Regions from separate parts of the Homo sapiens genome. Here region 1 is linked to region 2. A link is a contact called in ENCODE Hi-C or POLR2A ChIA-PET data. All regions are on one chromosome and are shown on one strand. Each heading gives the region's core, a stretch centred on a gene start or an enhancer-like site at or near the end of the contact. The rest is flanking DNA. Distances are from core to core; before and after follow the strand shown. Region 1 holds the start of CDC42 (cell division cycle 42). Region 2 has its middle 41 kb from the start of ECE1-AS1.

Region 1 (4,664 bases), core at 1,873-4,372, 720 kb before region 2:
ATAAATAAAAGCACAACTAGTCTTTTACTTCCAAGAAAGCCTGTCAGCGGCACAGCAGCTCATGCCTATATCCCAGCACTTTCAGAGGCCAACAGGAGCAAATAGCTTGAGTTCAGGCATTCCAGATCAGCCTGGACAACATGAGGAAACCCGATCTCTACAAAAGATACCAAAATTAGCCGGGTCTGGTTGCATGCACCGTAGTCCCAGCTACTGCAGAGGCTGAGGTGGAAGGATCAGTTGAGCCTGGGAGGCCGAGGCTGCAGTGAGCTGTGATCACACCACTGCACTCTAGCCTGGGCGACAGAGTAAGACCCTGTCTCCAAAAAAAAAAAAAAAATCACCAATTTTTTTTTTAACTCCCTATACTACTCTAGGCTATAACATCTGCCTTAGATTCCCAAAAAATTAAGTTTAATACGGACAGGTATTGGTTGTAACATGAAAACATTTTAAGAGTATAAACAGAGGATGTGATACCTTTCTGGTCTTGAAGAAATTACTGAAAACGAGCTCATTCAATACTTAGTTGATTACCAAACTCTTATCTCCATCTCAGTATAAAAACTATAAATTCAGGCCGGGCACGGTGGCTCACGCCTGTAATCTCAGCACTTTGCGGGGACGAGGCGGGCGGATCACGAGGTCAGGAGATCAAGACTATCCTGGCTAACACCGTGAAACCCCGTCTCTACTAAAAATACAAAAAATTAGCCGGGCGTGGTGGCGGGCGCCTGTAGTCCCAGCTGTTCGGGAGGCTGAGGCAGGAGAATGGTGTGAACCTGGGAGGCGGAGCTTGCAGTGAGCTGAGATTGCGCCACTGCACTCCAGCCTGGGAGACAGAGCGAGACTCCTTCTCAAAAAAAAAAAAAAAAAAAAAAAAAAAAAAAAAAAAAAAAAAAAAAAAAATATATATATATATATATATATATATATATACATAAATTCAAACTACTGTTACTTTCTAAAAGGAAAGATACAAATTGATATTATTTAAAATTATTAAAAATAGAAAGCTCAAGAAAATAAGGCAGATGTGTTCCAATTTTATATGCCTAAAATATTACATCAAGGCTAACAAATGTATTTCAGAAGATTCAAGTTCCACACCTATCCAATGGTCTGTAATGCCTACACACTACAGAAAGCTGCCTTGAACCTACACTCCTTTTAAGTGTTTACCAATCTGTTCTCTATAGAAATGAGAAACAGTGGGAAAGCACTTGTTTCGACATGAATTATCTTTACAACAATGCATTACACAATTGGATCTCATTTGCTTTACAGAGTCAACATTTTTGTGTGATACTATTGCAGTCGCGGAAGGATACAAAATTTAGAATGTAAACACCCTAGGGAACAAAAATTGTGATCTCTGCTTGACCCCAGGAGTCCGAGACCAGCCTGGGCAACATGGCGAAACCCTGTCTGTACAAAAAATACAAAAATTAGCGGGGCATGGTGGTACATGCCTGCAGTACCAGCTACTCGGGAGGCTGAGGTGGGAGGCTCACTTGACCCCGGGAGGCGGAGGCTGCGGTGGGCCAAGATCGCGCCACTGCACTGCAGCCTGGGAGTGCAATATCCATTATATTTAGTAACGTCTTTGAGACCCTGTCTCAAAAAAAATAAAAATTGTGATCTCAAAATTATGAAAATATTAAGTTTTTTGCTTAAAGATCGAAGTCTCGTTTTTAATAACAAAACTAAAATGTCTAGCATAGATCAGGCATAAACTGATCCTCTTTTCAACACAACTTCACCACAAAAAGTGCACTTGAATCAACCTAGGGAGATTCCCAGCATGCAGTAAGTCATAAAGGAGAATAAACAGTCTGGGAAAGTCATTTTGGACCGAAAAGTGTTCCCACAAATAAACCCACCTCATTCTAGTATAGTCAAAGGGACCTCTATTTAAAGTTAATGCCACGCAAGGGGCCGTGGACGGTGTTGTCTTACACTTTATTCCCTGACACAAACTAATCCTGGGATTTTAAACCTTCCTAGCTTTTAGGTGCACTGAAGGCGGTCATGAACACAAGTAACAAGCTTTCAAAACATCATCTGTGAATACGACGTGTTGGGAAGCAGGCAGGATAAGCCACTGGGTGACCGACTAAGGCTGCAAAATGCTGTTTGAATTTAAGTCCCTGACTTGTAGGAGTTAAGTCTCACTCCTTATACCGCGATGACGTAATCTTCCACACTACATTTATCTTGGACTTAAAGGGGAGGAAAAACAAACGAACAAAGAAAATTCCCCCCCGATAAGAGGAATTAACCAAGCAGCAGAACGACGGCTTCGGGAGGTAGTTAGGTAACTCCCCGAAAGGGAAGCTTCAGCTAAACCGGCAGGGAGCGGGCTGGAGGAGCGGATGGAAATGCTAGGAACTCGACCTCCGAAAGGAAGAGCAGCCTGGAGGCCGTGGCTCGGGGCCACCCCGCCCAGAGGACGCGGCCGGCGCGGAGGGGAGCTCGGACAGGCACCGCCGCGAGCAGCCAGCGAGCTGCCCTCCTGCCACCGCCCCGCCGCGGCCGCAACGCCACTCCCCTCCCCCGCCCCCCCACCCCCGCCGCAAAATGTCCGCGGCGGCGCCCGGCGAAGCAGGAAGTCCAGGCCGGAGCGCAGGGCACGGAACGCAGCCTGCCAGCACGGAAGACCGGCGCCCGGCCCGGCCCAAGCGCCCGCGAGTCGCTCTGAGGCCCCCGGCCGCCCTTAGGAGCCCGCCGGGCCGGGCTGGGGGGAGGGGAGCCCGGGCGCCCAGGATGGGTGTGACCCCCTTCCTTCCGCCGCTGCCGGTGACAGCCCGGTCCCGCTCGCGCCCCGAGCCCCGGCCGCGCGCCCCTCCTCAGACGGGCGCCCCCTGCCTCCCCGGCCGCGACCCCCGCCCCGGCTCCCCCACAGAACGCGGACCCGCGCCCGCCCGGAGGACGCAGCGCGAGCCGGGCACTCCCCCACAACCCGTGCTCCCGGGCCCCCCACGATCCCGCAGACGGGGTGTCCCCGAGGACTGGGAGAGGACGGAGACGGCGGGGATGGGAAGGTAGGGTGGCAGCTCCCGCGGGGAACCTCGGGCCCCGCACTCACCTCAGCTTCTCCACCGGGGCGTTGGCAGCACTGCGCGGGGTCTCCTCGGCTGCCGGACAGGGGCACGCACCTGACGTCAGCGCGCAGGAGACGCACAGTTGGGTGCCCGCGGAAGTGGGAGGAACAGGGAAGGGGAAGAGGCTGGGGCGGGTCAAGGCGGTGCCTGGACTGCCCTGGCTCCGCCCGCCTGTCGCGCACGCGCGGGCCGGCGCAGCTCGTGAGTTCGGGGCTATGCTCTGCATGTTTTCCTAATGGTTGTATTTGTAATAATACTGTGAACGATAGTATGCAAAGCGCTTCCTCTACCAGTTCTTTTTTGTTTGTTTTTTCTGAGACAGTCTTGATCTGTTGCCCAGACTGGAGTGCAGCGCGCGATCTCAGCTCACTGCAACCTCCACCCCTTGGGTTCAAGCGATCCTCCTGCCTCTGCCTCCCGAGTAGCTGGGATCACTGGCACCTGCCACCACGCCAGGCTAATGTTTGTATTTTTAGCAGACACGGGGTTTCACCATTTTGCCCAGGCTGGTCTCGAACCCGTGACCTCAAGTAAGTGATCCACCTGCCTCGACCTCCCAAAGTGCTGGGATTACGGGCGTGAACCACCGCGCCCGGCCCACTACCAGTTCTTTTGATCCTTGCAAGCTTGTGAAGCAAGGTATTGTCCCATTTTGCAGAGAAGACGGAAGCTTCTCTGAAAGGGCTGGTGACTTGCCCCAGATCACAGGGGTGGATGGTCTCTCACTCCCCGGGCCTGTATTCAGTCCGCCGTGATGTGAGAACTGAGTATCACTCTTCTTATCTCTACCTACACCCAGTGTCCCTCGCTGTAGCCACATGGGTCTTTTTTAGAGTTACAACCTTCCCCCAACCACAGGCCTTGTGTTTTTGTTGTTGTTGTTGTTGTTGTTGTTGTTGTTTTTTCTTTGAGACGTTCTTGCTCTGTCACCCAGGCAGGAGTGCAGTGGCACGATCTCAGCTCACTGCAATCTCGACGTCCCGGCGATTCTCCCACCTCAGCCTCCCAAGTAGCTGGGACCACAGGCGCATGCCACCATGCCTGGCTAATTTTTGTATTTTTTTGTAGACACAGGGTTTTGCTGGATTGCCCAGGCTGGTCTCGAACTCCTGGACACAAGCTATCAGCCTGCCTCAGCCTCCCAAACTGCTGGGATTACAAGGTGTGAGACATTACGTCTGGCCAAGGCCTTGAATTTCTTTGCTCTGCCTCCCTCCTCTTCCCCCAAATTTATATCACTGCATTCTTCAATCATCCTATCTTCGCAGTATCTATTATTTGTCTTCTCTGCTAGTATGAAAGCTTCAGGAAAATAGAGAACTTCCCTCTCTTATTCTTAGATGTTTCCCCATGTTAGAGAAAAATCGCTTAAATTGCTTATCCTAGGCCGGGCACGGTGGCTCATGCCTGTAATCGCAGCACTTTGGGAGGCCAAGGCGGGCGGATCACGAGGTCAGGAGATCGAGACCATCCTGGCTAACACGGTGAAACCCCGCCTCTACTAAAAATACAAAAAAATTAGCCGGGCGTGGTGGCGAGCTCCTGTAGTCATAGCTACTC
Region 2 (4,416 bases), core at 408-2,907:
ATGTTGGCCAGCCTGGTCTCGAACTCCTGACCTCAGGTGATCTGCCCACCTCGTCCTCCCAAAGTGCTGGGATTACAGGTGTGAGCCACCACGCCCGGCCTCAGTGAATGTTTTTTGTTGTTTTGGTTTTGAGACAGGGTCTCTCACTCTGTCACCCAGGCTGGAGTACAGTGGCATGAACACAGCTCACTGCAGCCTTGAACTTATGGGCTCAAGTGATCTTCCCACCTCAGCCTCCTGAGTAGCTGGTACCACAGGTGCACCACTACACCCAGCTAATTTTCTGATATTTTTTTGTAGAGACAAGGTCTCACTAGTTGCCAAGGCTGGTATTGAACTCCTGGGCTCAAGTGATTCATCCACCTTAGCCTTCCATGGTGCTGGGATTACAGGTATGAGACACTGCCTGTCTCAAGTGTTTTTTGAAAGAAGGAAGAAATTTGAGTCCTTTCTTTGTCTTAATGCCCCAGATTCACTCTGTAGCCCTGCCCCTGCCCCCAGGGCCTGGCAGTTCTGGGCTGGCACTCTGCCCAGACCCTGGGCTTTGGGCTTCGCCTGCTGTTCTGCAGGGTAGGGAAGGGCCTCCCTCCCTGGAGACCCACTGATTGGCTGTGTGACCTCAGGCAAGTCCCTTCCCCTCCATAGTCCTCACTTTCCCCTTCCGTCAAGCACTGGGTGGGTCGAAGCTTCCCAGCTCCCTGTGTCTGTGGTCTCCCTCATTTGGGAGCCTTTGCTCCTGGTGTTTGGTGCCTCTTCACCCCCAGGGTCTCACCCACCCCAGGCAGGAGCTCAGCTGGCCTGTAGCTTGCAGAAGGACCATTTGGGAAAGCTGGTGGGCCCTTCATTCTTGGTACCCGCCCTAAGAGCCTCACTGCGACTCTGTCCACCCTGGGTGAGAGCCCTCCAGAGTAGGCCCCCAGCCGTGAGAGCCCCCCACCCACTGAGGCTTGGCATCAGGTCGCCCTCGGTCTGAACCCTGCTATTCCCTGGCTCTGGGACTTTGGGCGGCTCAATCCACCTCTCAGGGCTGCAGCGTCCTCATCTTCAGGGTTGTGAGCACCCAAGGAGGCCCTGCCTCATTGTGGGGACAGAAGAGAATGGAGCAGTCACATGCCTGCCCCTAAGGAGCTGCACTCTAGGGGAGGAAGCTGGAGACCAAACAGGCAAAGCCACCCACCAGAAGGATCGCTCCGAGAGAAGAAAGGAGACAAAACAGGGCGATGTGGTGGAGAGTGGCTGTGAGGGGAGGGGGCCGCTCTAGAGGAGCGGCCAGGAAAGGAGGTGATGTCTGAGCTGGGACATGAAGGTTGAGGAGGGGGCAGCCGGGCAAAGACGGGGGCGGGGGAGATGAGAGTTCCCGGCTGCCGGAACAGCAAGTTTGGCACATGTAGGGGGTGAACGCTGGTGTGGCCGGGCAGAGGCAGTGGAGGGTGGAGGGAAGGCTAGGGAGAGGTGGGCCTGGAGGGGCAAGCCATGGACAGCCTTGTCTGTGGGGCAGGGGTCAGCATTTCGTTCTAATAGTGGTGGGAAGCCACTGGAGGACCCCACGTTGAGGGGCGACTGGGCTTGGTTTCTGTTTGGAAAGACCTTGGCTGCTGTGTAGAGCATGGACTGTAGGGGGCAGGAGGGAGGCAGGAGCGCGGGCCTCAGGATATTCGTCTGTCCTGAGGCTGAGGAGGCGTAGGTTTCTGCAGGATCTGGGATTTTGGCTGCTACTTCAGGGATGGGAGAGAGGTAGCCAGGCATCCCAGATGCTTCGAGACCTTGCTGGCAGCAGAGCACAGTGGGCAAAAGTTACCTGTGGAGCCAGACAGACCTGTCTGAACCTCCACTTCAACTCAGCCTTCCGGGGTGGGCTTGGGATTCTCCCAGAGTGACCAGTTCCCACCGTCCCAGCCCCTGGGGACCCAGAGAAACAGAGCCAGAGGGCATTGAGCTGGAGCCTGCCTCCCTCGCTTCCGCACACCCTGCCGAGAAGTGAGGGCATAGGAAGTGATGGCCGCAAGGGGATGCCCAGCCCCTCTGCTCCAGGGCTGCTGTTCACACGGCCACGCTGGAGGGAATCCTGTGGCTTTGTGGTTCCTTGTTTCCTGGGCTGGTCTGGTGGAAGATGGCCATGAGAAAGCGGCACTTCATCTTCCTTCGCCCCTGAGTGTTCAGTGGGTGGTTACTCGGCATCCTGTTGGGCTTCCGGTGTGGTGGCTGGGAGCCAGAGAGAGGAGGGCATGAGAGCTCACAGAGTCACAGGAGGTGGGACTTGGAGGTCATCTAGGCCAACTTCCTCATAGGGCAGACCAAGGCTCACAAAGGGAAAGAGACTTACCTGAGGCTATACAGCAGGTTAGAGGCAGGACTTAGACCCTGATTCTAGACTCCTCATCCAGCACTCTTTCTAGATAAGATGGAGGTATGGAGGTTTTGGAGCCAGACAGATGTGGGTTGTAGTCCCAGCTCTGTCACTTAGTCCCAGCTGGGTGACCTTTGGTGAGTGACCATCTCTGAGCCTCGGTTTTCTCCTCTATGAAATGGGATGATGGTAGCACCTTTCTCATAGTGGTGTTGTGAAAAGTGGTTGATAATTTATGACAGGTTGTAAAGCTCACAGGACGGTGCACGGAGTTGGCCCTTGGGAGGTGGGAGCTGTTATTACCTTTGTGGCTCCGTCATTTTTTTTTTTTTGAGACGGAGTCTCGCTCTGTTGCCCAGATTGGAGTGCAGTGGCACGATCTCAGCTCACTACAACCTCCACCTCCTGGGTTTAAGCAATTCTCCTGCCTCAGCCTCCCAAGTAGTTGGGATTACAGGCAGGTGCCACCATGCCTGGCTAACTTTTGTATTTTTTAGTAGAGACGGGGTTTCACCATGTTGGCCAGGCTGGTCTCGAACTCCTGACCTCAAGTAATTTGCCTGCCTCGGCCTCCCAAAGAAGTTGGGATTATGGGCGTGAGCCACTGCGCCCAGCCCGTGGCTCTGTCATCCTAACCTCCTGAAGCACCGGAAAGAATGGCTGCGTGCTGGCCCTCACATATGCTGTTTTCTGATGAACGCGGTTAGGGAGGGAAGATGAGAATGGGCCATGGTTGGCCCATCTCTCTGCTACTTATTTTATTTCCCCACTATATTTGAGAGACTCCTTAGCCAGGCCACACTACTACCCACCCACCCCCCCGCCCCCCCCACGGCTCTGGTGGGCTGGAGCTGTGCTGTCTGCCTTCAGCCCAAATAGGGGTGGGGGAGGCGGAGGCACTAAGTGCAGGTCCCGGGTGAAAAACTGGGCAGCTCCCCCCACCTTCTGCATCAGATCCCTACCACGCACCACCAATACCTGTTTGTTCAGTGTGACCTAGTGGTTAAGACCAAGGGCCATGGGATCAACTTGAGCTTGAACCCTGGATCTGCCATTGAATTGTCACCAAGGACTTTTAGCAGGCGTGTCTTCCTCTCTGAGCCTTGGATTTCCCATCTGTGAAGTGAGGATAAGTCCCTCCCAGGAAGACTGCAAATATTCAGTGAGAGGAGCAGCACTCAGAGCATGCATGGTGCATATCTGGTGCTAGACTCCAAGAATTGGATGGCACTAATATTGTAACAGTGTTGACACATGTCCCAATTGTTTCTCTTTCCATAGCTGTTCTTAGAAACTTACTTCACCATCCGCCCACCCCACCCCCATCCTGTGTTCCCGCAGCCCCCTTCCCTCTAACTCCTCGCCTGACTGACTTCTCTCAGGGTCACCTTGGACTGAAATCTTTCTCCCCCTCCCCTCCCCTCCCCTCCCCTCCCCTCCCCTCCCCTCCCCTCCCTCACCTCCTCTCCCCTCTCCTCCCCTCTCCTCCTGTCTCCTCCGCTCTCCTCCTGTTTCCTCCCCTCCCCTTCCCTCCCCTCTCTCTCCTATCTCTCTCCCCCCCTCCTCCCCCCTCCCCCTGGACTAACACAGATCAAGAGTTCAAGCTCTGGCCCAGCCTGCCTGGGTTTGAATCCCAGCTCTGCCATTTACTGGAGCAGCCTCAGGCAAAGTACTTAATTCTTAGCCTCTATTTCTGCATAAGTAAAATGGGAATAAGGATAGTGCCAAGCTTAGAGAGTTGTTTAAATAAGCGACGAGATTCTTGTAAAGTGCCAGGATCAGTGCCTGCAGTACACTAAGTGCCTAATAAATGTCACCTGATTTATTACTAGGCAGGGTTCTGATGGAGCAGAGCCCCTGCCTTTTCACCTCTGCGTTCCCAGTGTCTGGCAGGGATGGGACTGGAAGGGATGCAGGCTCTCTAGGGGTTTGTACTATGGCATTGGAGAGTTGCCTTCCCAGTGAAGCAGGCCTCTCCAGAAAGGGGAAGGGACTCGGGCCACATCTTAAGCATGTCTGTCTGGCAGATATTTCCCACAACCCTGCTGCACACCACTGGGTGCTGAGGA

The links. A loop is a pair of places that touch in the nucleus more often than their neighbours do. ChIA-PET counts read pairs that join two places held with the same protein, here RNA polymerase II (POLR2A). Pooled maps may share reads with other maps.
Region 1: a loop to region 2 is called in a pooled map, with 5 times the contacts of the local background. The contact joins the promoter of CDC42 here to the enhancer-like site in region 2. A Hi-C loop is called at or near these places in 1 of 168 maps with a recorded cell type or tissue (CD8-positive, alpha-beta T cell) and 5 of 50 pooled maps. POLR2A ChIA-PET finds 5 or more read pairs at or near these places in 1 of 52 experiments (HepG2).

Annotation. Positions count from the first base shown.
Region 1 is chr1:22,051,167-22,055,830 of GRCh38, reverse strand. It overlaps CDC42 (cell division cycle 42), which reads right to left and starts at 3,122. Exons shown (of 6, transcript NM_001791.4): 1 at 3,089-3,122. RefSeq lists enhancers at 1,565-2,133, 2,134-2,701 and silencers at 2,414-2,593, 2,604-2,823, 2,884-3,033.
Region 2 is chr1:21,332,097-21,336,512 of GRCh38, reverse strand. It overlaps a transcript of ECE1 not described here. Among named protein-coding and RNA genes, the nearest start is that of ECE1-AS1, 41 kb to the right of the region's middle. RefSeq lists an enhancer at 1,918-2,137. Within about 2 kb of position 1,657, at least 39 of the 41 ENCODE cell types and tissues checked have a DNase peak (open chromatin) inside an H3K27ac peak, as active enhancers do; they include CD8-positive, alpha-beta T cell, where a contact is called at or near this core.